2 separate regions of the Mus musculus genome follow, and region 2 is linked to region 1. A link is a loop called in an ENCODE intact Hi-C map of the cell type or tissue named here. Cell type or tissue: heart. All regions are shown on one strand. Links, peaks and the distances in the headings refer to the core of each region. The heading gives the core; the rest is flanking DNA.

Region 1 (15,242 bases), core at 2,414-10,413:
GTACACTGGTACCCGGAGAAACTGTGCAATCATTCATAAATCCCATATATTTATCCTAAAGCCTGTAGTATCCCAAAGGAAATAAAACCTCAATCTTTCTTACTGTCAGGACTGTCTACACCGATGGCCCCGTAACTGCCCAGCAAGGGGGAGGTGGAGGATTCTCTATAATGAGACAAGAGACTGTGTCAGCAATAAATGGGGTGTCTCGAAACCTGCCTGAATGTGAGGCTCACTTGCTGACTTCAGACACCATTACTTCCATAACAAGGGGACTCTCCTACACAATTACCTACCAAAGATTCATCTACCAAGGTTTGCAAAATCACATATCACAGGAACATCACAATCACGGGAGAAACCTGGAGTCCTTCTGAGCAAAGTAAAAAAACAAAGGTGATGTCTACACACTAACAACTGTCTGTGTTTTACCACCCTATGGAACTTCAACCAGAAACTAGTAACACAGCTTTGGGGCTATATATATATCTATATCTAAGAGGCCAGTTCCCCCTACCCACTGAGCATCTCTCCAGCCCTAAGAGACACAAAAGTCCCACTCTCAGCTTCCAATTCTAGTTTTATTACTTAAAGCTATGAGGAACTGAGTAAATTACTTCATTTCTTATTGCCTTAATGTGTACTTTTATAAAATGGCAGAAATTTACTATCTGATACACTCTTGTGAAAACTAAAATTAGGTAACACGCAGAAGTACTTTGAGCACCACTATCCTGGTTTGCTTTCTGTTGCTGTGATAAAACATTGACCAAGGCACCGAGTCGCCCTGCTTCCTGCCTCCCTCCCCTGGCTTACTCGGCTGTTCCTCACACCTCATTAAATGGTGCTGAGGAAACAGGATAGCCACATGCAGAAAAAACAAACTAGACCCTCTGCCTGCCTCTGTACAAAATCAACTGAAATTGATTAAAGCCCTTACTACAAGTCCTGGAATACTGAAATCGCTATAAGAAGACACTACAAGATACAAGCAGAAATTTCCTGCAAAGGACTTCAGTAGTTCTGAAAAGCATACCAAGAACTGAGAAATGGGATAGACATCATGTGAGGATAAAAAGCATCTACATAGAGAGATGGCTCACAGATTGGGAGAAAACTCTGCTAGCTACACAGTCGGTGGTAACTTAACATCCAGAATACATGAATAACTTCAAAACCTAAAACCTAAAACCGAAAAAAAAAAAAAAACAAAAAAAAAAACCTATAACTCTACTCACAGTCTATCTAAAAGAATGGCTATCATGAAGAGAAAAGAAAAGACAAATATTCCCAATAATGCAAAGTGCGGGACTCCTTACATACAGCTCATGGGGATATAAAATATGTACAGCCATTGTGAAGGCTTCGTGAAAAATAAAATCAGAACAACCCAGAACGACCACGGGCTCCGTCATCCTCAGCAGGTTTATGCTTCTGGTTTACAGCTGAGGGGCTCTCACCATCTCAGCCACACCTGCACGTCCTACTGCGCACGCGCAGCACTATTTGTAACAGTCAAGCTTCGGAATCAGCTTAGGTAGCCATCAAGAGATGAACAGATAAAGAAAACACAGTGTATAGGCATAACAGAGTTTTTACTGCCATAAGGACGAAATTACGTCTTTGTCTGGAAAATTAGAATGCATCTAGAGACCTTCATCTTAAATGAAATAAACTCAGAAAGATGAATACTGCATGTCATTTCTCATTTGTACCCTAGATTTTCTGTGACTACCTAAAACCAGATATATACACACACATATATATCATACATAGCTACAGATATCAAATATCACATGTAGATATATATAGCATATCATGTGTAGATATATTAAACAAATATATACATACACACACACATAAATACACACATATATGTGTGAGAAATGCATATATCATATAAAAGCCAAAAAGAGACTAGAATAAGAAAGGAATTCAAAGCTCATGGGAAGACGGAAAAAGGAGTGTATGAGGGAGTAATATAGTCAGAGCACATGACATCCATGAAATTATCCCTTCCTCTTTATTTAATTTTATGTGTATGTATGTACACCACATGCATGCAGGAGCCTTCAGAGATCAAAAACCAGTCAGGACTCCTCGAACTGGAGTTCCAGATTGCTGTGAGATGCCACGGAGGTGCTGGGAACTGAACCTGGGTCCTCTGCAAGAGCAGCAAGCACTTTTAACAACCAAGCCATTACTTCAGTCAGAAAATAAACACCAATAAAGATAACATAGAACAGCCTGGAGAACACGCAAAATTTGTATGCCCCAGTACAGGGGAACGCCAGGGCCAAAAAGGGGGAGTGGGTGGGTAGGGGAGTGGGGGTGGGTGGGTATGGGGGACTTTTGGTATAGCATTGGAAATGTAAATGAGCTAAATACCTAATAAAAAATTTAAAAAAAATAAAATAAAAATAAAAAAATAAAAAATAAAAAAAAAAGAACAGCCTGGAGAGATGGCTCAGTGGTTAAGAGCACTGACTGCTCTTCCAAAGAAAACAGAACACAAAACATCTTAAAAAACAAAAAACAACAAACAAAAACAAATTCCAAAGCATAGTAGAAACACTAAAATATTTATTACATTAATTACAATGTTGAAAAGTTAGAATAAACTAAATGTATCAGGAAATAGCCGTGTAATTTAACAGTTATAAATTAAGTAAAATATTATCCTATCACTAAAAACTGTTTGTTAGACATAAAAACATAGGGGCTGACTACATGGGTAAAGGTGCCTGCTGCCAAACCTCATGACCTGAGTTCAATTCCCAGGACCACATGGTAGAAAAGCAGAACCATTTACTGCAAGTTGTCTTCTGACTTCCACAGGTGTTTACCTCCCCCCTAGTCATATAGCAAATAAGAAATAAAAATATAGAGAATTATAGTGCAAAATGGCAGCATGTTTAGTGTGTTTACAAATAGCATAAAGTGTTGTAACGTCTGTATAATGTAAAACTGTATGTATGTACACTGACAGGATTATGCAAAACCATATTTGAAAAGCCCACTAAGACCAACAAGCCACACACTAACATGGCAAGAGTGAATGTGCCAGGCTGAGACCCGAAGTGGCTTTTTCTCTACACTATCATGGTGTTATATTATTATACTCTCATGATTTCAAAATTCAGTTGTTTTTAAATATATTTCTTGCAGCTTTATTTGAATATTTCATGCTACTTAATATTTATTTATATTAATATTTAATATTAAGAACACTACAATATTATGTTAGAGCACCTAGTAAAGCAATATTAAAATTAAAACACAAAAGTATGTCCTTAAAATAACTAAAGATCACAATGGAAATTAAGAATAAAACAAATCAGATATTAACTTCAAGTTAAAAACATGATTTTTTTTTGTTCAGAACTGAGTCCCTATCCCCAGGATCACTTAAATATGAGATCGAATGATCACAGCCAATAAAAGTTAAATCACTTTTTAAGAACTAAGGACAGCTAGGTACGGTGGTGCACTTCTCTAATGCCAGCACTTGGGAAGCAGAGGCAGGCAGCTCTCCTTTGAGTATGAGGCCAGCCTGGGCTACCTACAGCATTCCAGGCCAGCCAACACTACACTGTCGCACAAAACAAAAATAAAAGTAAGACATTGTAGAGTTCCTGAATCCTGAAGAGGCTGTGCTCTGTAATAAAAGCTAAGTCATCTGCAGAAACAAAATGATAATCAAAGATGGGACTAGCGCACTGCCTGTGATCTCCACAGCACCGAGAGCTGAGGCAGGAGGACAAGATGGCTTCCAGGTCAGCCTAGGCCTCACAACAAGACCCTGTCTACAGGAAACAAAGGCCTTCCCGCTTGACTAAACCAGATCTGGTAAGTAATGCATTATTTTCATTGTTTCAAAATGCATCCACATAGGAACATAACAGCAATGATGTTCTGAAAGTTCAGCGAGCACACAATCAGCACACGTTTTATGAATGCCAGAAACTCCGCCATCAAAGGAGGGATGGAGCAAATTCCTAGCCAGACTCACCACTGTCTGAGTGATGCTCTCCTGCCCACCAAGGAGGCGCTCCGGGCTCCTCTTTCAGTGATAGCCCACACCACTCTGCATTGGTCCAGGCTCAGCATCTGACTCTCCCTCTTCACCTGCCACTCAAGGCAAATCTTCTCCAACAGGGATGACACAGGACTGCTAAAGCAAGGATGGTTTGTCTTGCTCAACAACACACCATGCCTTCAAATACCCATAGAGACAGCCCCGATCCTCAGCCAGGGTCCAAGGCAATGCCAACACTTCGGCAGTCTCCTGTTCTCCTTGCTTCTGTACACCCTAACCCCCACGCCTAGACTCATCCACCTTGGGTCCTAAGACACTGGGTACATCTTGTCACTGTATGTCATAAGCAACTGTGACTCGTAATTGTTCAAATATCAAAATGTGCTACTTACTTTTAAAAACTAAACTAGCAGGGTTGGAGAGACAGCTCAGTAGTTAAGAGCACTTACTGCTCCTACAGAGGGTCAGAGTTCAATTTCCAGCACCTACACAACAGCTCATGAACTTCAGTTCCAGGGCATCTGGTTCCCTCTTCTGGCCTCTAAGTACCAGGCATGTATATGGTACACACACACTCATGCAGTCAAAACACGCATACACATAAAAATAAATAAATCTTTTTAAGAAGGAAAGAAAAGATAAACTAGCTAGGTCTAGCTATGTGTAGTGATTGGTGCCTATAGCCTCTGTTATTGAAGAAGCTGAGACAGGAGGATAACTTGAGTTTCCAAGGTCAAGGTCATTCATTGTTAGAGTAAGCATGGGGAACAGATCCACCCTCAAAGAACTAAACAAAAATGCAACCACAAAACCTTGGAAGGACTTCCGATAATATCCACATACTTGCACTAGAAATTGGACAGAGGACTAAAGATAGGGCTTAGTAGTGAAGTACACAGTTACCAAACACAAAGTCCTGGGTTCAATCCCCAACACATGGGAGAAAAAGTGTGTGTGTGTGTGTGTGTTTCACCCAAATGAAATGTCCCCTGAAGGCTCATGTGCTGGTGGCTTAGTCCTCACGTGGTGATGTGGTGAGGAGGTGACTGGACCATGAAGGCACTAATTAACCATCGGTGAGTTCACAGCTGATCGGGTTGCTCTGAGGACCTAGATGAGTTAAGGGTATATCTTATCTCCGTATTCTCCACTTATCGGCTGCCCTGAGGAACGCAGGTGTCTTCTGCCTTGCCCTTCCACCATGACACATCCTGTGCCATGTGATGTGTCCTGTCTGCTACAGACTGAAGGCAGTGATGCCAGGCTGAGACCTGTGAGACATGAGCGGAAATAGAGCTTTCTTCCTCTAAAGTTGATTTTGTTTGTTTGTTTGTTTGTTTGTTTGTTTTTTCAGGGACTAACATCCCCCACCAGGTTCTTCCGAAAGCAGCATCCCTGCAGGATCCACCCGTGTTGAGCAACTTGCTATGCTTCAAATTATGCACCGCAGTTAAACAGTCTAAGCTACTTTTCTGATCTTAAAAAGCAAAAGAGGGTGGAGCGAAGATTGCCCTTAATCTCAGCGATTTCGAGGTAGAAGCATGTGGATTTCTGAATTCAAGTTCCAGGACAGACAGGGCTACGAAGAAAAACCCTGTCTTGAAAAATCAAAAAAAGAAAAAGAGGCAGGAAGATTTGGAGCAAGGGGCCAACCTATATAGCAAGATCCTATCTAAAGAAATAAATAAGTAAATAAGTAAATAAATAAGGTGGGTAGGCGGGAAGACAAAGGGACTCTAACAGAGCCAGAAACTTCGGGGAGCCATCACAGATTCATCCCACCCCACCAGGATGCTGACAGCTCCGTAGAAAGTTGAAGGCTGAGAATTTTATTTGACGGATTATCTGTTCCCAGTGCTGATGATAAGTTTACTTTCCAAATAAATGCACTTAACATAAAATAAATCATCTAAGACCACCATGTAGATCAGAATGGACAGTATTCAAATATAGAAAACACAATGAAGGGTTTCCAGAATGACAGCTATTGACAAAAGTCTACTCTAAGCAATAGGACACCTACTCGTCCAGCTAAGTCTGCATTTTGCTCTCTCTAATCCATTGAAGGGGAAGAAATGTTATCTTCCCTTTCCTAAAATGCTAGGATAGCATGGGATGTCAGTTTCTTCTTACAAGTACCCAGACTCAACAAGCTGGCTCAGACAGGCCGCCACATACTTAAGAATGATGGATGCCCAGCAGTTCTAAGATTCTAAAACATTTCACTTCCCCAGAGTTAGACAGAAGCTTCCTGAAGAGCTAGGGCTATAGCTCACTGGATGAAGAAGTGCTTGCCACATAGGCCTGGCGACCGGAATATGGATCCCCACCACCTAGGAGGTGTGGTGTCCCATCTGTAATCTGAGTACCTTGGAAGCAAGGACAGGCAGCCCTACGGGCAAGATGGCTAGCTATATTGGCCAAAGTGGCAAGGACCAGGGTCAGTGAGAGACCCTACCTCAGTAATTCAGTGGAGAATAGTCCACGCGGTACCAATTTCTAGCCTTCAGATGCATACACACATATGCAAGTACATACACACACTTGAAAGTATACATGCACATCACACACACACACACACACACACACACACACACACACACACACACACGCTTCCTGGGGCAAAGAATGCACTGACTCATCTTTGGACAGCACACAGCTTAACCCTGTTTCCACAGGAGGCACACCACACAGATAAGCGCAGTTGGCACCATCTCCTGGCCCTCTTACCAGTTTGTTAAAAGATGCACAAGGTCACAGCCAGCCTCCTACACTCACTTGCCAAGAGGTTGCCAAGAACAAGAGAAAGGAAAAACAAGAAAGACTTCGAAGAAGGGAGAAAGGGGGGAAAAAAAGACCTTTCTTTTTGGGAAAGTATTAATGTACCATTTTAAACAAAATAAGAATAATATTTTCTCTAAAGCCATAAAGCATTTCTCCTCAGTAAACCTCTAGGTCTCTTGTACACCATGATGTGAGAGTTAATCATTTACTCAGTTGTAATGCCTGAAAAGCAGACCATTGACTGTACTTGTAGTTTATCTAGTTAGAACTGGACCTTATTTCAGAGAGACCCAATGAAATGTCCATAAATACATATTTATACCACAAGGTAAATGATGCATACAAAGGGAGAGGGAAGTGGGACAAAGGGAAACTGAATGTAGAAAAGATGAGCTATCCTGGGAGTGGGGTTAACAGGCCAAATGAATGTATCCTGTGACATTCTACACATTTACACAACACTTTATAGCAGCAAAACAAACAAACAAAAACCCACCGGATGACTCAGTTGTATGATCCGACAGACTTAAGATGAAAACGGAAACGCATTAGGGAACTACCTCTCCCTTGGTCTTCATGAAAAGCATTCTATGTTGCTATGCACACTATATATGCTATGTACACTATATATGCTATGCACACTATATATGCTATGCACGCTATATATGCTATGTACGCTATATATGCTATGCACACTATATATGCTATGTACGCTATATATGCTATGCACGCTATATATGCTATGCACACTATATATGCTATGTACGCTATATATGCACGAGAACCCTCAATAATGTCTTTGCAGTCCGTTTGTCGGGGCTTCGGAAGACCATGCCTCAGAACAACCCTCACCGGCAAGACAACATCGCACAGAGACAGGCACACAGGCTGGAGAAGGCGGGCGGTCCCGGCAGGGACCCGGGGATGGCGCTCCTTTGGCTCTAAATTTCCTTCTGTTTAAACTAGCCTAAAACAGAGGCTTCATACACCACTTACTTTTGACAACAAGCCAAATCTCATGATCCTGTTTGCTCTGGAGTATATATATATGTCTGGGCTTTTGTAACATTCTCAGAGGAAAGCCTGCCTCAGAACAAGTACCACCGCTCAGGTCAGGAACCTGTGTGCCTGGATCCTGCAGGCAAGCCTCCACACAGTTTCGCATCTGGGCTTCAAGACTGAAATCCCCAACAAGCACCTGACGTATGTTCTTCTCTGATATGGAATACGAACTTTCAAAAATGTATGTTATAATATATAGGAATGCCTATTAGCATGTGAGCATTAAAAAAAAAAAATCCAGTCACCTGGATAGATGTCAGCCAAACCTGCAAAGGATTGGATTTTTCTTCTGTACAGTACTTTAAATAAATAAATAAACAAACAAACAAACAGCTGGGCGTGGTGGCGCACGCCTTTAATCCCAGCACTTGGGAGGCAGAGGCAGGCGAATTTCTGAGTTAGAGGCCACCCTGGTCTACAGAGTGAGTTCCAGGACAGCCAGGGCTACACAGAGAAACCCTATCTCAAAAAAACTAAATAAATAAACAAACAAACACACAAACAAACAAATGACAAAATGCCTTTTGCCTGTGGGTAAATTATAGGTGCCAATCATTTTCCTAGATGACATAGTGGGTAGGGGGTTGTTTATTTGTTTGGTTTAGCTTGTTGTTTTTTCGAGACAGGGTCTCACTACATAGTTCTAGCTGTTCTGAAACTCACTATGTAGACCAGATTGGTTTTGAACTCACAGAGATCCGCCCGCCTTTGCCTCCTATGGGCTTGAAACAAGACTTGGGCCACTAAGCCCAGCCCCTTAGCTGACTGAAGTTTAAAAAGAGCAACCTTTCTCTCTCTATTGCAACAACCTGAGCTTCGTTTATAACCTTTGATTGTCTTGATCTTAGGCTACGTAAGAAATTCACTGTCGTAGCTTCAGATACATACACAAGCAGCCAAGCATCTGCCCATAATGTGGTGGAGAGGATGTTTAAAGGGTCCAAGAGAATCAAGGAAAGGACCAGCTCTACTGGATTTTACACTTTATACATCTAAATAAAGTCATGGCCATCCAGTCTAGTGTTCAACACAAGTCCTGAGATATGTTGGGGGTCGGGGTGGGGACACTTGCTGAATATGCTAACTCAATTCATAGGAGGCTGAAGTAAAAGTCAGAATTCCTACCAATGTATAAATTAGCTACAGAGAATAGTCCTTCTCAGTAATCAGAAACCACGAGCCTGAGACCAGAGTGCCACTTTCTCAATGTCCATCGAACCCTTAGCTAATAAACATTCGTTTACCAGATGTTAGAAAGAAGGCGCAGAGAATTTGGGAAATAAGTTAGTTACGGGGGCCCCATAAACATCTTTCTAGTGACGCAAGTTGAAACTCCCACAGGTAAACCATCCCTCCCTGGGTTATCATCGCCACAACATGGCAGACTTCCAGCTGCTCGAGCGGTCTTCGGTAGCTTTCACTCCATTGATTCCTTCCAACAAGGTATGACTGAAGAGCATTCACCTCACATTCATCATTATCCCCACCCCACCCCCACCTTTTTTTAGATAAACGTCTCCCAGATAAAGCTGCTTAAGCAAATGGCCTAAGGTCACAGCAGATATGAAGTCACAGAGGTTCAAAGCCAGAACCTAAGTCAAAGCACACACTCTTTGGGGCACCGTGTGGAACATGCCTAGAGGCATGGGCACAGCACTGGGCAGATTAAAGCAGGAGGATTGTGAGCTCCTGACCGCCTTCGCTCCACAGCCAGACCCTAGTTTTAACCACAAATAGGCAAGCAAAGCCTCCCTCTTCATCTTACAGTCAATGGTGCCTTCTTGGCATTTCACCTCACCGACCTCTCAGTCTGCTTGAAATGATTGTTCTTCAGTTCCTAGATCACCACAAGCACCCGGTGCCATCGCTTTGGGTCTAACAGTTGCTCTTTATTAGACTGAAGCTTCTCTGGCGGGCAGAAGTCACGTTCAGTCACCCTTGTATCCCTAGAGTGCTACGTATTAGGTAAATATGCAAGCCTATTATCTGGTGAAGAGACCAACAAACCCAAAGTCTCCGACTACCTTAGATAGCTTAGGAAGAGCACAATTTCTCTAACTGCACCTCGTCTAAAAAGCCGGATGAAATCAATAAGTAAGGACGAACTATACAAGTGCAAGTAAAGTTTCCTTTTGAATCTAAATCTGGGTGGCTTATTTTATCAGTATGAATTATCACAAATAACATTGAACTCATTTAACCTCTCTGTTGTGTATGGCCAAGTGTGTGCACCTATATTCAGAAAAGGCACCTTTTCTGAGAGGTTGTAACCATCAACCAAAAAAAAAAAAAAACCACACTGGCACCCTCCTCTGGTGGGAAGCCAAGAACACACAGGACAGGAACTAGATGCTGGGATTGTCTTAAAATGATATAACAAGATATTAAAAAATCATAATAATAATAAGCTCTTCCTGTAATCGGCCAGAGGTGACCTGCGAATATGGTTCAATACTCTCTTGACCCAGAAAACCCCACAAAATCATGCAAATCAAGAGGTCCAAACCTTCGTGTTCACTTTAAGAACACCTGGGAAACTGCCCCGGCCATCAAGTGTATGCATATCCGCAAAGCCACGAAGTGTCTGAAGGACGACACTTTAAAGAAGCAATGTGTGCCATTCCAGAGGTATAATGGTGGAGTCGGTAGGTGCGCCCAGGCCAAACAGTGGGGCTGGACACAGGGTCGGTGGCCAAAAAAGAGTGCTGAATTTTTGCTGCACATGCTTAAAAATGCAGAGAGGAATGCTGAACTTAAGGGTTTAGATGTAGATTCTCTAGTCACTGAACACATCCAGGTGAACAAGGCACCTAAGATGCACTGACAAACCTACAGAGCTCATGGCCGGATTAACCCATACATGAGCTCCCCCTGCCACAGTGATGATCCTCACTGAGAGGGAACAGATCCTTCCAAAGCCAGAAGAGGAGGAGAAAAAGATATCCCAGAAGAAACTGAAGAAACAAAAACTCATGGCCTGGGAATAAATTCAGCATAAAATAAATGCAGATAAAGTTTTTTAAATAATAACAATAATAAAAGCAAGAGAGAAGTCACCAGCAGTATCTGTTACAATCACCACCCCGATAGCTCATTTATAACACTCCTGGGTTTTCTTTCCTAAGGTAAAACAAAGGCAAGGAGACTAACCTGACCGCACCTGGTCAGAGGTGAAGCCAGTCACTCCATTTTTGTGAGAACTGATAATGTTAACTACTTTGCAAACAGCAAGTATTTAAACACTAGGCGCAGTAAAAGGCATTTCACGGTTTGTCTACCAGTGGTCACCTTTTCCTTTAGTACTTGTTTAGATGTGCATCGTGAAAGTGGGGTGCACCTAAAATACTTTGAACTAAATAAAGCATCCATCGCATCCTTTCCTGGGTGGCGTATTTGCTCAGACACTGCTAGAAACCTTTCAACTGAAACTTCTGTCTCTGAAGACAAATTTAATCATCCAATCACAAGTACAATATGTCACATTAGACACCACCGCCAGGTGTTCTTTCTACCACACTGATAAGTCATCAAAACTTCTAAAGTGCTTTCAAACCCCAGAATCAGATTATCAGCAACTGTTCTACTGCAGACTTATAATAAATATAAGTTTCTTAAATTATTTACAGGGGAGAGACTCGAAGCTTGCTTCACCCCCACTGAGTCAGTCCAGGCACATAAAACAACATTATGACTCCATCACTAAACAGCTACCCTTGGTTGTTGGTATCTTTTTGCTCACTAGGCTGTGTCTCCTATCTCAACTAACCTCCTGTCTTTCAGCTACCCTGTGGCCAATGGGAGGAGAACTCCGAACTGCCCCAAAACTACAAAAGTATGATGAATGAGAAACTTTCATTCTGAAGGTCATACTATAAACAGGCAAAGGGGGTGGGAAAAAATGTTTGTTTAAATACTAATTCCAGTCTTATCACCTAAATGCTCCAAATGTTTGGTGTTCTCTACAAAGTTAACAGGGAGGCACTGTAACCTGGGCAACATTTGCAAACGGTGAGTGGAGAGTGGAGAGCGCCTATAAGATAACCAACTGAAAGCTTCCTCAGACCAAAAACAAGCAACGGTGCCCTGGGGCCCACCGGGAGGAGGAAGACGGATAAGAATGCAAGGAAAGGGGAAGAGGAAGACAGGACAACCAACCCGGGAAAGGAATGCCGCCAAGAAAGAGGTGGGGAAGCCTGAAGCAATGTAAGTTACAAGTGTCCAGCTGAGGCAGATGTCAGAACTTGCTACGGAGCCACATTTTAACACGCCCTACGTCTGGGCACAGGGCCAAGGGCAGGACCTCCAGGAAACCTGAGACTCCACACGCCCAGAGTGTCCAATGTCACAGAAATATGCCAGAAAGACCTATAGCAGGCTTTAGTCTATTTCCTGCTCCCAGATCAACCCCAAGCAAAGGCTTATAGAAAGAAGAGGACATCAGCATCCCCAAGCTGGCCACTGCATAGAGGTCAGGTGTGCCTAACGCCGGCTCTGAGCGCACTGCCACCTCTGCAAAGGCCAGGCAGCCAAAACCCACCACCAGCGAGGCACCCTGTCCCACGTCCTATGGCTCTAGCAAAGTTGGCAGAGTTGGGAAGAAGCGAAGCGTTGCAGCTGGGAGTCCTTCCCTAGCGCGAAGCGAATAGAAGTCGGAGCTTCCTTCACCTTCACCCAGTCTATCCAACTGGTGCAGGCTTCTTCTTTTAGGGGTACACGAAAGACACGACGTTCCTTAACTGCCTCAAACTCTAGAACCGGGACACTGAGGCCTGGTGACAAAGTTCACTGCATATACTATTCATTCTTCCCAGAAAACTAGCAGTTATTAACTGGCTTCTGACCTTGGGAACTTTATATTAAAATGGCACGGAATATCCAGTGTCTCTCGTGTCTCTCAGCTAAAGTGAACGCTCTCATACCCAAGATCTCCTTGGCAGGGTCTTGGGAACTTGACTCACCTTGTCATCACCAGGTCATTACCACGCCCCTCTCACCCCGATCCGACCCCGCCAAGCACGAGACGCCCGGTTATTTACACACACATAGACCCAGAGAACTCCTACCTCGCCGCCGTGCCCATCAAAGATTCCGAAGATGGACGGGTGCGTCTTGTTGGCTAGATCGGTGAGAACTTCGAAGCGATCTTCCATGTGGTCTCTCCGGCCCTGGATGGAGTACACCGCCACATTATGGCTCTTGAATTCCCAGGTCTTGGAAAACTCGGCCTCCAGCACATCAAGTCCTCCAAGACGATCGTTCTGCATAATCTCGGCCACCTTGCCCTTCACCATCTTCACCGCGTCCCGGCTAGACTTAACGATGGTCTTCACTTCGTCCGTGTGGAAGAAGTAACTCCAGAGAGCCAAGCTGATGCACAGCAGGAAAAGCGTCTCGGGTCTCAGTAAGAAGTAGCGCATGATGCGACCCAGCAGAGACAGCAAAGTCATTGTATCCTCTATCATTTATTATCCCTAGAGCCCGGACCAGCAGCAGCGACGCGTGCCCCGCAACTCGCGGGGTCCGAGTACTGCGGGCACTGCCCGCGGGGACCAAGGCGGAGAGGCAGCCCGGGCCGACAGGGTGAACGAACCCACGGCCGCTCGGAACAGTCGTCCAGAACGATGGCAGTTTCCCTTTTGTCTGGGCAGCCCGAAGGCCCGTGCCTGCCGCCTGCGCCGCCTTCCCTCCCCGCGCTCTTTGTGAGACCGCAGCGACGGCGGCGGCGGCGGCCGCCGCGGGTGCCCCGGGTGGGCGACAGGAATCAAGTTAAAGTTGCGCCGAGCCGGTCCGCAACGGTGAAGAGGATTTCGGGGTGCCGATGCCCGCGCGGTCCCTTTAGGGGTCCCCCCTCGCGGTTCCCGGGAGCGATCGGCAGGTGAGGAAGCGCAGGGCGCAAGAGCCCGGCGGCGAGGGTTGCACGTTCCCTCGATCGCCGCTGCAGGCGAGCTTGGGGGACGAGACAGCGGAGCGTTGCGATTTCGTCACACATCCAGGGGGGGTCCCCGAAACAATAAAAGTTTTGCCGGTGCCTGGGCAAAGGCAGGGGGACACCGAGCTGGGAAACGCAGCACGATGGGTGCGGAGCCGCCGGCAGGCTCTGCCTGCCTCTCCCCAGCACCTCTCAGCTCGGCTCGGCTCGGCTCGGCTCGACTCCGCTCGGCTGCTCCCGGCTCCGCTCGCGCTCGCCCCTCCCCTCCCCGCACACGCTCGCCCCGCCCCGCCCCGCCCCGGGAGTGGCGCTTCCAGATGCGTAACACTGTCACCCGGCTGGGGGCCCGAAGGAGCTCGCCGGGGCGGACGCACGTGGGCAGCAGGCGGGTCGGGGGAGAGCCGCGGGGGGTGAGCGGCAAATCCAGCCGCCCAGCTCTAGCCGATTGTCGATTCTGCCTTGGAGGCCGGCTCCCAGGGACAATGTGATAGTGACGTGAGGTCACTGAACGTCGGTTTCTTGGGCGGCACGGCTGCTCGCTGGGGAGCCGGGAGCTGTACCTGAGCCCTCCCCCCCTCCGGCACGCTACACAATGGTACGGTCCACGCCAGACTTTTCGTAGGGCTAGCGAGATGGGACACATTTCTCCTGTCTCAAAAATCGAAAGTGAGTGATTACTTTGGCCACCCGAGGCAGCTGCCACAGAGACCCGCCGGGATCTCCCAAGAGGCAGGACTTGGACTCGGACCGCAAGAGCTATGTCTCTCTGAAGGCAGAACCGGGGATCTCAGAACCGGAGGCTTGACGTGTAATGGCAAACGCCGGAGGACCAGGAAGGGCCGGCCTCTGAAGACTGGGACTGTGCTGGTGGCCACTCATCCATAAGGAACATGCTTGGAGTGTCCCTCAGCGAGCTACTCTGCCTATGGTTCAAGTTAGAAATCCTCTGGAGCCTTGAAAGTGACAACCACCTTCAGTCCTTGCCGAAGATGAGGGCAGGAGTTTGAGTAGGCAAAGGTGGACCTCAGCAGGATAACTTGAAGTTGGGGCAAGGACTGGTCGCCTAGAATATGAAGCAAGTAATCTTTAAAAGGAACTTCTCTTTCTCTCTACCTCTGTCCACGAAGGACGGTGCTGACCCACCGGACTGACGGTCAGGCATCCTGATAGTCTCCCAGCCAGTGTTCCCCCAAACACTTCTGCCTTCTTTTGATCCCAGTTCCGTCTTAAGATATAAAATATAATTACTGCAATAAAATATAACAAAATGTTCACAGTTGGCAACTAAAGTAACTTTAAACAATTTACATTTTGTCCAGATTTTTGTCTATTCTCCGTAACTGCTAAAGTTTCTACAAAAACCTGGACTTCCCTAACAACAACAACAGAAGAAACATGCTTAAGTATTTAAATAATATGACCCCAACA
Region 2 (15,242 bases), core at 3,507-11,506, 52 kb after region 1:
TCCAGAATAGCCAGCAGAGGAGGAAGGAGTTTTCTCAGAAATGCCCTCCATACTTTGTCTAATGTGCACTGACTGTCCCTGGGTCACCAACCAACACAAGAACAAAATAAATGTGACCGAGTGTCTTAGTTTGAGTTTTGTTGCTGTGTGGAGACACCATGAGCAAAGCAACTTTTGTAAAGAAAACATTTAATTCTGGCTGGCTTACAGTTTCAGAGGTTCAGTCCGTTATCATCTTGGCAGGAAGAAGGCAGCCTGCAGGCAGACATAATACCAGAAACAGAGCTGAGAATTCTACATATTGATCTGTAGGCAGCAGAAGGGCATTGTCATCTAAAGGCAGCAAGGAGGAGGCTCTCTCCTCTGCTCTGGGCAGAGCTTGAACATAGCACCTCAAAGCCCACCACACACTTCCTCCAACAAGGCCACACCTCCTAATAGTACCACATTCCATGGGCCATGCATATTCAAACCGCCCTGAATAAATGGAAGTATGTATCTGGGGCCTCAGGAAAGATGCTACCTTTTCTGTGTAGATTAATAAACGACTATGTGAACACAATTGGGGTTCTCAACAACAGCGTCCTAACAAATAAGTATCTGCCATAACCACCAAGGTTAATCAAAATTCCTATTCTAAACCTGTTAACATTCTACCTTGAGAGTTTCTCTATCAAAAGTGTCATCTTACAATAAAAATAAAGACGTGAGGTTAAAATTCAAGGCTTTGCACTCAAGTTGTTAAATGTCAAACTCAACTCAATATTACTGTTAAAGTATTCAGACTATTTTGGAGGGCTCGGGCAAACATTTAATAATTTTGATAATATGGAACATATATTTATAAGTAACCCCCAGCCAATCTCATTAATGTTCATAGGTTTTAGAAAGTATGTTTTGCTTTCTCTCTTCCTCTCTCTGCCTCCTTCTCTTTCTTCTTTTTAAAATTTGTATATATTCATTATGTATAGCATGTATATATGTATATGTATGTATATATATATATATTCATTTTAATCACATTCACCCCCATTACCCTCTCTTATATCAGCATTTCTTCCATGCCTTCTTTAAGAAAAAGTTGAGATCCAGATAGTGCCATTCTTCACAGAAACAGGGGTAAAAGACTTATAAAGAATCACAAAAGACCCTGATTATTGTGGCTACCCAAAATAATCCTGAGAAAAAAGAATGCTGCTGGAGACCTCACCAGATATTATTTCAAGCGCTACTACAATTCATAATAATAAAAACAGTACCGTGGTGGCACAGAAACAGACACATGGAGCAGTGAAATAGAAGAGAGGCTTATGCAACAACAGCCGCATGACTTTTCACAAGGATGCCGAAGTACACATTGAAGGAAAGATAACATTTTCATTAAATTATGCTGGGGACACCGGATATCTTCATGGAAGAAGTAAAATACATCCTTATCTCTCACCACCAGAAGCTCCAAATGCATCAAAGATCTCAACATAAAACTTGAAACTCTAAAACTATCAGAGGAAAGTGTATGGAATACACGTCAAGACATAGGCATATTTCATCCCAGTACTTGGGATGCAGAGATAGGCAGTTCTTTGTGAGTTCAAGGCCAGCTTGGTCTATGTAGTGAGTTCCAGGATAGGACTAGGAAGAGTATTCGTGCCTCATTACCCATCCTAAAACATATAGGCCTAGGGAATAGAGGGATGGCTCAAGAGCTAAGAGCACTCATCGCTCTTGTTGAGGACCTGGGTTCAATTCCCAACACTCACATGGTGGCTCATAACTATGTGTAATTCCAGTTACAGGGAATCTGATGTCTCTCTTTTGATCTTTGTAGGTACTGCATATATGTGGTCTGCTTACATACATTCAGATAAAACACTCATAAAATAAAAGTAAATAAACATTTTAAAATGATATAGGCATAGATAAGGACTTTCTGAATAGGACTCTAATACCTAAGGAAATAAGACCAATAACTGACAATTTCATGGGGTCTTCTACAATTTAAAAGCTTCTATACACCAAAAGAAACTGTCAGTCAAGTCAAAAGGCAGCCTATAGAATCAGATAAAATCACTATCAGCTATACTTCTGTCAGAGGATTCATATCTAGAATACAAATAACTTAATTAAACCTCAGTATGGATATAATAAGTCATCAGGAGTTAGCCTGATACTGTGCCTATTTAACAGAGTAATAGTAGTGGCCTCTCCCCTAGCACCTCTGACCTACCTCGTCACAAGCTCTTGGCACTGATTTCCGTGCAAGGTATGAAGTACCTTGGTGTGGAGTAAGCTTTCAATCCAATCATAGGGTGGTTGGTTATTCCTATGACGTTCACACCACTATTACACAAATGTGTGATTGCCTCACCAGGACAGCCATTATTGTAGCTCCTAGGGGTCACAGCTGGGCAACATTGGTGGAACTTCTCTATTCTAATAGGAATGTGTTTCCTCTTTGGAATTGTTGGTCAGTGAGGTCCTACAGGCCTCCTAGACATTGTAGGCTACCGTCAGTGCTCCTGACTACCCTCCACAACTTGATGGGAAGGCCCTATTGCTGAAGGCACCACATACTTGGATCATAAATGCAGAGAAATCAAGCTGGTACTTCTTCCCTACTGGATAGCTTTCAGAGTGCTGGAAGGTGCTATGCATGCTATCAGAGGAGAAAACTATTATTGATGTTATCGTGTGTGCATGGTAGCTATGAGAGACACACATGGTAGCTAGAGTCATGGGAACACAAGTAAGGATAAAAATAAATACAAAATATAAATAATTTTCTGCACCATCTACTGAAATAATTGTAAGAGGAATATCTCTATATTAGATCTATTTCTCCTATATGGGTTCTGTAATTTGTAAATTGATATTATAAAGAATAAAACATCGGGAAGGAAGAAAATGTATGTTAAAATAAGTGTAACCAAAGAGCATGCTATTAGAAAAGACAAAGTTGTAAATATTAAGCCAAAGCCAAATTCTCCATTACTGGAATCTATTCTGGAGTCACAGGAAATCTCCCATACCAACAAAATAATAGTGCTGGAAAAAAAGTTACACATCACAATCTTCATAGCTATAGTTGTGTTTTCAGTTATTGCTAGAGCAGTTTAATATGAAATAAATAATATATAACAAATACAATTTCAGTAAAGAAAGCCAGATGATATTAATAAACTAAAATTAAATAAGTATTATATAAATATCAATATCTCTGAAACAGCTATTTGGGTGACTTTCTAGTGGCTAGACATAACAATGGAAAGGTGATTGGTTGTAAGAGAAAAGGGATCAGTGAGAATGGGGGATGAGAAGGGGTTATCTGGGGTAAGTTGATCAAAATACAGTATATAGTTAGTGTCAAGTGCTCATCATTAAACTCATTAATATTTATAATTAATATATAGAAGCATAAAAATTACAAACACATAGAAAAGAAAACTTGTTGCTGAGCAGTGGTTGGCACACACCTTTAATCCCAACATTTGGGAGGCAGAGGCAGGGTCTCTGTGAGTTCAAGGCCAGCCTGGTCTACAGAGGGAGTTCCAGGAGTACACCAGGAAACACTGTCTCGAAACACAAAAGGAAAGAAAACAAAAGGAGAGGAAGAGGAGAATAAAGACTGTAAGGAGTCTTAGTTTCTTTCCCAGTTGGTCTGACAACACACTCTGACAAAAGCAACCCAGGGAAGAAAAGGTTTATCTTAGCTCACAGTTGAAAGTTGTCGGTCCATCTCTGCAGGAAGTCACTCTGACAGGGGCATGAAGCTTCTGGTCACTTTACATCCACAGTCAGAAAAGAGAGCAATGAACAGTCCATCTCTTCTCCCATCGCCCTGCATTAGCAGTCTTCATAGCCTCCATCGCTGCTATTTTATGCACTTATTATTTGCTATCTGTATCCCCCACGGGAACACTCCCCATCAGAACGAGGCTTTGGCTTTCTACCCACGAATCATGCCAGAACCCAGGATGATTGCAAGCCTTCAGAAAGCTCTGAGTTCATATTTAATGAATGAATGTATGAATGCTTCCCAGCCACCAAGTCTTCTCCCTGGGAGAGGCTTCGGTGATAGGCTTTCCCCTGGTTTTTACATTTGCAACGGTGAGCATATAAGCCAGGGCTGTGTGGGAGCCCTCTGGCACCTGGGAAGCTCCCGGCTGGGCCCCTACATCACAGGACTTTCCGTTGACACAAAGCCCACAAGTGTATGTTTGCTAAAGTGGATAACGTCCTAACATTTACATCTTCTAACTCTAAACTAGTCCTGCTATGAGTAACAGGTCTTGGAACCATTGATTTCAAACTTATTTTAGCTCCAATCCATATTTGGTTCGAAGGATGAACAAAAGTACAAGTGTAAAACTAAAGGGAGCCTCTGTGCTCGTCTCTGGTGCAACCCCTTGCTAATGTTCCCAAAGGAGCTTTACAGGCTCCTGCAGCCTGGGATGGCACACTTGGGACATCTATCTCCTGGTATATGTGATTCTTGCTGGTAACTCACATCAAGCAGTCTCCTGATCACTGTCCTCCAAGAAGTAACTAACAAGTCACTGTTAATTAAGGCAGGAGACTTAATTCTCCTCCTTCTTCTTGAGACATGGCCTCACTCTATAACCCTGGCTGGTCCAGATCTCACTATATGAGCCAATCTAGTCTCAAACGCACAGAGCTCTACCCGCCTCTGCTTCCCAGATGCTGGGAGTAAAGACAAGTTTCACCATGTCTGGCTGTCCTTGTCTTTCAACAGATGTCCCCTGGACCTAGATAATCCAGAGTCTGCGCATCTTGGCTCACTTTCCACATTTACCAAAAGGTGTTCAATCCAGGCGAGCTTTGTGTAACATGATCATTAATGAAATGGAAGGGAAGTCCTATGAAGTCTTCTACTTTCTGCCATAAAGGTTACACACACACACACACACACACACACACACACACACACACACACACATATATATATATATATATATATATGCATGCACAAATCACTGTAGAAGGCAGACAGTGGAGATGATGGGAGATGGCTCACTGGGTAGAAGTGCTAACTATACTAACACGAGGACATGAATCCGAATCACCAGCACTCATGTAAGAAGCAAGGCATGGCCACACGCGTGACGGCAACCCCAGCTCCATGGGAGGCAGAGCAGGAAGATTCTACTGGGACTTACAGTCTCCAGCCCATCCAGGCTGCAGACACCCTGTCTCGAAGGAGTAATGTGGAAAATGACACAGCAGAGCACCTGATGTCTTCTCTGGCTTCCATGCACTCATAGGTACATACATACTATGCTGCAGGCACACACACACACACACACACACACACACACACACACACACACGAGGGTAGCGGATTGAGTCAGCTAATTGGAAATGAGTGTGCTGCCTGTCTCCTCAGGCTGAGGCACCATCACAGAAATAGCTCTTTTGTACCCGTTAGTCACGTGCCCCACCATGCTTGCAGCGGAAGCCTTTGTCTCCCTCCCAACGTGGCTGCTTCTTTTATCCTCTCAGCCAAAGATGCGGGGCTTACTTGAGCTGGGGACTATTCCGAATGCTGGGCCATCGCTAGTCAGTAGCTGACTCTTCTCTTCACTCTGCTACCTGGCATGAGAACAAATGATGATGTCTGCTGACCTGCTTTTCCTACTGCTGGCCTGGTGTTCGCATTATAAGTAAAGTTGCCAGGGTCCTCGAATGTGAGCTTTCATCTAGTACGAGGCTAAGAATGGTCACTCGAGCAAGGAGACAGACTCCCGGAGACTCGGCTCCCCACAGGAGTTCTGGGTCTGTGCAGGGTGCAGGATTCCTGCAGAAAGTGTGCTAGATGCGTTCTCTCATTATCACTTCTTCCCTTCAGAGCTATTTTTCATGTTTTACCTATAAGCAATGATCTTTATTGGTGCCCTTCAGCCGAAAGGCAAAGCTTTAGATATCATACCTACTCTGAGGGCAAAGGCTGCTGCCAAGGATCTTGTCGGCGTCCGTGGCCTATACTGACACTGGAGACCATGCTGAGGTTCATGGCACGAGCTTAAACAGAGGCCAGATGGATGTCTGTAGTCCGTGCTGTCACCGGGTACCTTGTTGTACTCCATGTTCCGCTTCTGCTGACTGGAAAGGACAAGGAAACTCCAGCAGTAGCAACAATGACTGCAGACTCACAGTGGAGAAAGACATTCTGGGTTTCTGCGACAACTGCCCCCTACCCCTCCAAAAGAAAAAAAGTAACAACCCAAACAGGAAGCCATTGAAGAGAACTCTTAAAAATTGTGATCAGGATGCTGGCGTGTAGCTTGCCACAATAGAACGCTACTGACTGGGGTATGAGGGGGGGGGGGCGGAAGGACTCACTTTTCTTTACAGGGCAGGCCACTGAGAGTTTGGTCATGTGCCAGTGACTATATGGGCAACACAAATTGGCCTTGTTTTTTCCTGGGGGAGGCCAAAAGGATGGGCATGGGGGCAGACCTAGAAGGACTGGAAAGTAAGGGTACATTTAGTGAAGTTCTCAAATAATCAATAGAAGTATGTTTAAAAAGATAAAGGTTTTATATAATAAATTTAATGTGTTTATCAGTTATCTTCCTGACATTTAGCTCCTAATTTGTAGTTTCCTAGATTTCCCTTTTAAAAATCTGAATCCAGCGGGAGTGTGGTGTTGGCGCTCCAGAGGCCGGGTCAGGGTGATTAGACACTCAAGGCTATCCTGGGTCACGCAGCAAGATTCTCCCCCGCACCCACCCCCAAGTCTGAACCTAAAGTTATAAATGTTCCCTTACCCACATGCACTTACTTATGAATACTTCCACTGGCTTTCCGATACTCTTATTTTGCTTTCTGTAGTGTATGAGTGTGAGCTCAGAGCTGAACACAAAACTGGGCAAGCCTTCTCTATGCTACGCCCAGGCCCATCCTACTTTAGTAATCCTACTTAATGACCACATTTAACTCGATGACCACACTTTAACTGCATAGATTTAAGCAGAGTCCTCACTGGTTCTATCTCTGGCCACTATTTCTTAAAGATCATTGATCATTTTTTTATTTCCTTGAATTATTTCTGCCGACTCACATTTAATTGGAATAAATTGTGCAAACATATTTTTCTCAAAGTAGGCATAGTTTCTATGTACAAAAGGGTTAAACTGGGTATGTTGTTGCATACGTGGCCGTTCCACTCACAGCCTTCTGTGTCTATCGAGGCACTGTTTCTGGTGTGTTCCGGAGGCGAAGCTCAAGGTCAGTCAGAGTGGATTCACTGTGCGGGGCTTTCCCTGGGCTGTTCACGTCTGCCCTCACCCGCTTCACATCTCTTCTCAAGTTCAGCCTCCTTCCTGCTTAGCTCCTGAGTCTGTGTCTCTGTGTGTGTCTATGTGTCTGTGTGTCTCTCTGTGTGTTTTATGTGTGTGTCTCTGTGTGGTGTGTGTGTCTCTCTGTGTCTATATGTGCTGTGTCTGTGTGTCTCTCTGTGTATATATTTCTCTCTGTGTGTCTGTGTGTATTGTGTATGTATCTGTGTGTGTGTGTGTGTGTCTGTGTGTGTTGTGTGTGTGTTCTCTCTCTTTATGTGTCTGTGTGTCTCTGTGTGTCTGTATCTCTGTGTGTGTCTTTGTGTTCTCTCTCTCTGTGTCTGTGTCTCTGTGTGTCTGTGTGTTGTATGTGTGTCTGTGTGTCTCTGTATGCATCTCTGTATTGTCTGTCTGTCTCACTCTATCTCTGTGTGTGTGTGTGTTGTATGTCTCTGTGTGCATCTCTGTATGTGCGTGTGTGCTTATGTGTGTGTGTGACATAGGCCCTAGAATTTGAATTCAGGTCATCGAGCATGGTGACAAGTGCCTTTATACACTGAGACACTTCTCCAGCCTCCATCAACTTTTCCTAATATTTATTTCTAGAATTTTCAATTATCTAAAAATAAAAGCAGTTCAAAAGTACGATCTAAATAGATTAGTTATATCTGTTATCCTGCTGCCCATAAAATCACCACAAACCCAACACTGGAAAACAACTTGTTTCCCTTCCTATGGTGTAGGGGGTTTGCTGTGTCTACCTGAGTGTGCCGCTGGGGTCACACAATTGTAATCAAGGTACTGACAGGGCTCTATTCCCACTTGCGCATCTGACTGTTTGTTGGCAGAGTCCCTCCCCCAGGCGGTGGTGGGGCTGCAGGCCATGATTGAGAGCCGCCAACATTCCTCTGGCTGCAGTGCTCAGCAGCTCCTCCAGACCACGATTAGCTCTTAGCAGCCACAGGCAGTTCTCTGCCATGTTAAGTTTCCTAAACATGCCTATAACGTCATCAAGTCAGCAAGGAGTGGTGATGTGAGTCACTGTCCTCCCAGCCAAGAAAGCACCATCTCGGGGAGTTCAGCTGCATCCTCTGGCAAAAGAATTATCCCAACTGAGCTTGTTGACCACTTACACACACACACACACACACACACACACACACACCCCAATGAGGCACGGGATCATAAGATCCTCTCCTGAATATCCAGCTTCACCCTATGATCTGTTGTACACAATTCTGCTTTAATTGTACTTGAGCTTGGGGAAGGGCTAGAGTATATAAGCCAGGCAAGACGGTGGTGGGGGGGGGTCCATCTATGTGGCTATGTGGAAGCCTTCATCCCTGAGTGCTAAAGTCTTATCATGTGCAACCTGTTGTAAGGGGAACACCTACACCCTTTAGGCAGTTCCTCACCTATGCTCTGTTAAGAGTTCCCAAAATACTCATTAGTTCTCCAGACTCAATGCCTCAGTTTGTTGTTGACCTTAGGAATAGGGGAAGACATCATTTTTGTCTCCTGCAGGGAAGACATTTTCACAACATGAGTCAATAGACTACGTTTACTAGCAAGACAGTCTTCTACAGCAAATGTCGATCACAGAAGTACTTCCCATTACCTTTGTTACATTCTTTTGGTCGGTGCAAAACAGTAGATGTGATAGTCATCTTTTTGACACTGTAACAGAAAAAAACAAAAACAAAAAATAAAAAACAAACAAACAAACAAAAATGGAGAAGATCAACTTAAAAAAGGTTGGGTGGGGCATGGTGGTGCATACCTTTAAACCCAGCACATGCAGAGGCAGGAGGATCTTTGTGAATTCCAGGCCAGCCTGGTCTACATAGGGAGTGCCAGGCCAGGTCAGTCATAACTACATAGAACAACCTGTTTCCACCCTTCCTGACACACACACACACACACACACACACACACACGCACGCACGCACGCACGCACGCACGCACGCACACCACGAAGCAAAGTTTTTTGCTCATGGCTTCAGTTCCTGTGACATCAGTTTGTTGTTCCAAGACTATGTCAGCAAAGAACATCATGGTGGAGGAAGCCTGTTAACTTCAAGGCAGGAAGAGACAGGGAAAGGAGAGAGAGATGGAAGGAGACAAGAGCCTAGGGTCCAGACATCTGCCTAACTGACCAGCTTCCTTCTTCTAAGCGCCCCTTCCTAGATACCACCGATTTTCAAGTAATGCCAAGCTAAAGACCTTACTGAACACAGACGACATGCCAAATCCACACCATAGTGGAGGATTCATGAAAGACTTGGACTGCAAATGGTGATCATGATGGTCACCACAGATGGTTAGTAACTGACCGTGATGCAATGGAAATGCTTCCTCCTCATCATCCTCCCCTCCTTCCTCTTCTTCTTCCTCTTCTTCTTCCTCTTCTTCTTCCTCTTCTTCTTCCCCCTTTCACCTCCTCCTCCTCTTCCCTGCTTCTTTCTTCTACTTTCTGTCCTCTCCCTCCTCTTCCCTTCCCTTCCTGTGTGTGTGCCTGTAGATACGTACATTTACATGTATGCAGGAATATATGTGTGTGCACAGGTGTGTGTGTGTGCCCATGTGTATGGAAACCCCGGGTTCACGTCAGGATTCTTCCTTAGTTGCTCTCCACTTTGCTCACTGAGGCAGGTTCTCTCACTATGAACCCAAAGCTTGCTGACTCTGGGTCCAGGCTATCCAAACTCTTTCGACTGCTGAGTCATCAACGTAAACCGCTGCAGCGTTTTCTTGAGCTATCAAGTTTATCTTATGGTGGACAGGGATACAGTTTTATAGTTAATTTTAGAATAAGATTATGTGTTGTGTGTGTATAGTTTTATAAAGTTATTTTTAGAATTTGTGTGTACTATCTAGTTTGCAGTTATACATTTTTCAAACCATATTTACTGCGGTTGTAAAAATCATAATCACAATTCATCCTACTAAATATTTGGTATTATCTGGTCCTTTTTAAATTCGTGCTAGCAGTGGACTGCTTTTTTTTTGTATTTGTATTTTTTAATGTGTGTGAATTTTTTGTCTGCATGTATGTCTGTCTGTGTACCACATGTGTGCCTGGTGCCCACAGAAGCCAGAAGAGTGAGTCAGATCCTGAAACTGGAGTAATAGACTGTTCTGAGTCGCTATATAAGTGCTGAAGATCAAACCTGGTCTCCTGAAAGATCAGTCAATGCTCTCAATTGATGAGCCATCTCTTCAGCCCATGATTTTTCTTTTTAAGACAGGCTTTGGGGGGCTGATAAGAGGATTCACCTGCCTGATGACCTCAGTCCAGACTCTGGGACCTGAGGACAGGGGATAACACTGGGTTTTCCCACTGGGTTTCCTCTGGGCTTCAGTTGTGCACCTTGTACATGTGTGTACACACAAACACGCACACACACTAAATAAGTGCATACACTTAAAACAATTATTTTTTAAAGTCAGTGTTCCATTCTGTGTTCCATCCTAGAACTTGGTAGGTAGACCAGGCTGGCCTCCAGACTCACAGAGATCTGCCTGATTGCTGGCTCAGATGGATGCAACAAAAAAGCCAGTTTAAAAAAAAAAAAAGAAAGAAAGAAAGAAAGAAAGAAAGAAAGAAAAAGAAATGAAAAGAAAAGAAAGCCATTTTAAAAAAAAAAAAGAAAGAAAAGAAAAAAGTTTAAGACAGAGTTTGTTATGCAGGTCATGATGACCTCCAACTTACGATCTTCTTGCTTTATCTACAGAGTGCTGGGATCATAGGCATGTGCCATCATGCCTAACTGGAACTATGTATTACATTACACACATGCACACGGTTTAGTAATTTGGTTTATTTTGAGACACAGTCTAACTCTGTATCCCACTAACTCTGTATCTGACCTGAAACTCCAGGCTAGCCTAGAGCTTGTGGAGGTCCTTTTGCCTCAGTTTCCCGGGTGATAGGATCATAGATGTGGGGTTTTTGTTGTTGTTGTTGTTTGTTTGTTTTTTGTTTAAAGATACATGGTTATTTTTTAAATTACGATCAAAATATCTAAAACAAGAAGCAATGGAGTCCATTCTTATTTAGTCCATTTGACATCTAAATTCCAGCAACTGGGCATGCTTTGTATGATAGTCTTTCTTATAAGTAGTATTTTCAGCTACTAATTACACCGCATTGTTACAAATTAAGTAACGAGAAAGTAGCATTTTGATTTATTGCCTTAATAAATAACTTGCTAGAGTATTGATAAATCTGGCCTCCATAGGCACCCACACATATGCTTGCATGCACACATGCACAGGAGCACATACATTTTAAAGAATGGGTTAATAATAATTAACAGTTATTTCTTAGGGCATAATTCAGAAGTCGCTGGAGCATCTCTCCTATGTTACACTGCAGCACACTTATCTGTACGACTGCACACGAGTCATAGAGTAACCACAAATTATAAATAAAGATAATAATTGCTCTACCTGGAGGCAGCTGCTATATTAGAAATTAAATTTCCAACAATAGTTTATATTGTATATCTTACTAGTTACAACATTTTTTGTCATTTTTTCCCCCCTTGAAACAGGGTTTCTCTGTGTAACCCTGGCTTTCCTGGTTTGCATTTTGTAGCCCAGGATTGTCCTGAACTCAGGGACCCACCTGTCTCTACTCCCCCAGTGCCGGGATTAAAGTTGTGCACCATTATACCTGGCTATCATCTTTATTATTTTTGTTATGTACTAAGAATGGCTACAGTGCTTCAACCTGATAGATATTTTAATTTTTTATCCTTTTAATTGACCTATGAAAATTATATGTCTCTATGGGATAACTTGTGGCATTCAGATTCTCATAGAGGAGTCTTTTCCATAATGATGGCTCTAATTCCACCCACAAGTAGTGTGTGTCTCGCTCCTCACCATCCTCGCCAGAACTTGCTATCTTTGGTCTTCGGTACCAGTCACTCCAAACGGGATGAGGCAATGTCTCACTGTGGCTGTGGTTTGCATTTCATTAGTGCTTAGTGGTTGCAGGTATCTTTCATGCACTTGCTGACCATATGTGCATATCTTTTAAAGACATGTTTATTTAAATTTACTTTTTACTTTTAAAATCAGACTAGAGAAAATTTTGAACTTTTATTTGTGTGTGTGTGTGTGTGTGTGTATGTGTGTGTGTGTGTGTGTTTGTGTGTGTGTGTGTCCACAGAGGCTTGAAGGCAGCACTCAATCCCCTGGAGCTGGAGTTTCAGGTGGTTTTGAGCTGCCTAATGTAGGTGCTAGAAACTGAACTCCAATCCTCTGAGAGAGAAGCAAACATTCGTAACAACTGAGCCATCTCTGAAGCCCCTTCATAGCGCTTATAAATATAACCACTTTCTTGTTTTCTTTTGTAGGTAGTCTACTTTTGACTACCTACAACCAATGTTACAGATTTAGTATGTTGCTTTTTTTTTCTTCCAATTTTGTATCTGTTGCCAAAGTACATGGATCTCACTATAGAATCTAGGGTGGCTTTAAACCACTACATCCTCCTGCTTTGACCTTTGATAGGCGTGCACTGCTACATCTTGCTTGCTTTTACATCCCATAACTTTGTCAAACTTACTCGTTCTAATGATTCTTCTGTGGATTATTCAGGGCTCTCTAGGTAAGAGGTCATATCCTGTAAAAACAGCAACAATTTGACTTTCCAATTCGGAGAGATTTTATTTCCTTCTCCTGTCTAACTGCAGGAAATAATAAATAAAAGTCATAGAAATCCATACCCTCCATATTCCGTCTCTTAAAGAGAAATCTTTCATCTTCTCTCCACTCAATATGATGTTAGCAGCGGGCTCATTAGATATGGTTTTTATCATGCTTTGACAAAACTATATTATACCTAATTTATTCCATTTTAAAGTGCAGGTTGCTGAATTTTGCCAATGCTCCTCCTGTGTGCATCTGATATGACCATACAACTCTGTCCATCCTTGTGCCTATGTGGCTCATCACAGTATTGTTCTGCACAGCCAAACGCCTCTGTATCGATGGGGTGAATCTTGTGGACAATAACGACAGTGGGTTATGTTTTGTGCCATCGTAGTCAGTACTCTGATGAGGATTTTTGCATGTTTATTCATCAACAATACTGGGAAATTTTTTTTTCTGTATTGATTGGTTTGGAGATTTGAGTGTAGAAGAATTCCCTCCTTTTCAATTTTTATGAAAAATTTGAAGAGAATTGTATCACTCTTTTAAATATTTGGTAGAATTTAGCAGTGAGACCTTGTGGCCTTTGCTCTTCCTGGCTAGGAGACTGCTTTGATTTTGCTACTAACTGTTGTTCAGTTTGAATCCTGTTTCTCCATGATTCAGTCTTGTATGTGTTCTAGAATCTGCCTATTTCTTCTAGCTTACCAGTGCATGTGTGTAAGTCTCCATTGATGATTGTATTTTCTGTAGAATAAACTGTGATGTCTCCTTTCTCTATGTTTTTATGTTCATCTAAGGAAAAAGTTTAGGCAGGGGAAATATTTCAGTCAGTAAAAAGGCTTGGTCTGCAAGCATTTGGATCTAAGTTTAATTCCCAATCACTCAAGATGGTGTGTACTAATGACCACAGCGCTGAGAGATTGGAAGAGACAGGGCAAACCCTACAGCTTCCTGGGCAGACAGTCTAGCAAAGCAGTGACTTCCAGATCCAATGGGAAACAATGGCTCAAACATAAGTGGGCTGGATCCTTGGTGATTGCCTCCAAACTCGACCTGAATTTTCTCCATGAGACCCACATGGTTGAGGGAAAGAACCAACTCCTACATTAGTCTTCTGATCTCCATTCATGCATGTACACACACACACACACACACACACACACACACACACACACACAGAGAGAGAGAGAGAGAGAGAGAGAGAGAGAGAGAGAGATTATGTTTTTAGTTTTTTTAAGACAAGATTTCTTGGTGTAGTCCTGGTTGTTCTGGAATTTACTCTGTAGACCAGGCTGACCTTGAATTCAGAGATCTGCCTGCCTCTGCCTCCCAAGTACTGGGATTAAAGGTGTGCACCACCACCTGGCTAAAAAACACAATATAAAATTTTGATTAATTTCTGTTTGGTTTACAGACCCTGGACAAGGGACTGAGGTGCATATTTTAACCTATCAAAGTGAAAGATCCTGACAGAATGTAAAAGGTCACAGAAGCCCTGAAATTGGCAAAATAGATTCCACTGTTAGTAGAAGTAGCTTCACTGATTTAGAAAAGTAGAGGTGCACAATGCTCTGGCCGCTCCTTGAACCTGTGTGTCTGCCAATGTTCTGACCATTCCTTGAACCCAGGTGTGTGCTCACTGCTGCACCTCACTGCCAGGTGTTTGTGATATTGGTTGCTAAGATAGAGTCAGAAAAACAGCAACCACAGCTGGAGCCAATCCAGAGTTACTGCACCTGCATTAGACTCTTCCCTCCCATACCCATTTCTTGAGAAATCAAGATCTGGAAATCCCCTACTCCCTCCTTCTCCTTTTCCCCCCTGAGGACCTATAAAAACTGGGACCACTTTCCCCTCTGGGTCGACTCCTCTACCCCTGCATGGGATACGAGTTGTCCCCAGAACTCTGGCTTTCCCTGAATAAAGCCTCATGTGGTTTGCATCAAGCTTGGTCTCTCGTGAGTTCTTGGGGGTCTGCTATTATCCTGAGACTTGAGTGAAGGTCTCCCTCCGGAGGTCTTTCAAAAGCAGGCCTGGCCTCCAGGCTCTCAACATCTCTCAGTCCCTCCCAGGTGTACCCTGCCCTGAACTTTCCAGTCCGAGGTCTAGGCTGCTCTTCCCCTAGGGGCTCCTCCCTATATAATCCAGACATTTTTTGTGCTCTCTCTTTCTTTCTCCCTCCCTCCTCTCCCCCCCCCTCCCTTTTTCCTTCTCCTTCACCTTCTCTCTGCTACAGCCAGTGAACTCACCTGCCTGAAAGCAGTTTCCGGATAAGCC

The links. Peaks named below come from ENCODE experiments on the same cell type or tissue, not always from the same donor. Only the 100,000 strongest peaks of a DNase experiment are listed, where the experiment ranks them.
Region 2: a loop joins it to region 1, with 2.5 times the contacts of the local background. A loop is called at or near these places in 4 of 42 quality-filtered maps.

What each region holds. Positions count from the first base shown.
Region 1 is chr3:69,315,672-69,330,913 of GRCm38, reverse strand. Ppm1l (protein phosphatase 1 (formerly 2C)-like) reads right to left here and starts at 13,996. Exons shown (of 4, transcript NM_178726.3): 1 at 12,949-13,996. The coding sequence starts at 13,347. It also overlaps the pseudogene Gm17214. In heart, for the core only: no CTCF peak of the experiment used is centred there; a DNase peak (open chromatin) is centred at 6,733.
Region 2 is chr3:69,265,006-69,280,247 of GRCm38, reverse strand. No RefSeq gene overlaps it. Among named protein-coding and RNA genes, the nearest start is that of Gm40070, 18 kb to the right of the region's middle. In heart, for the core only: a CTCF peak has its summit at 8,159; a DNase peak (open chromatin) is centred at 8,197.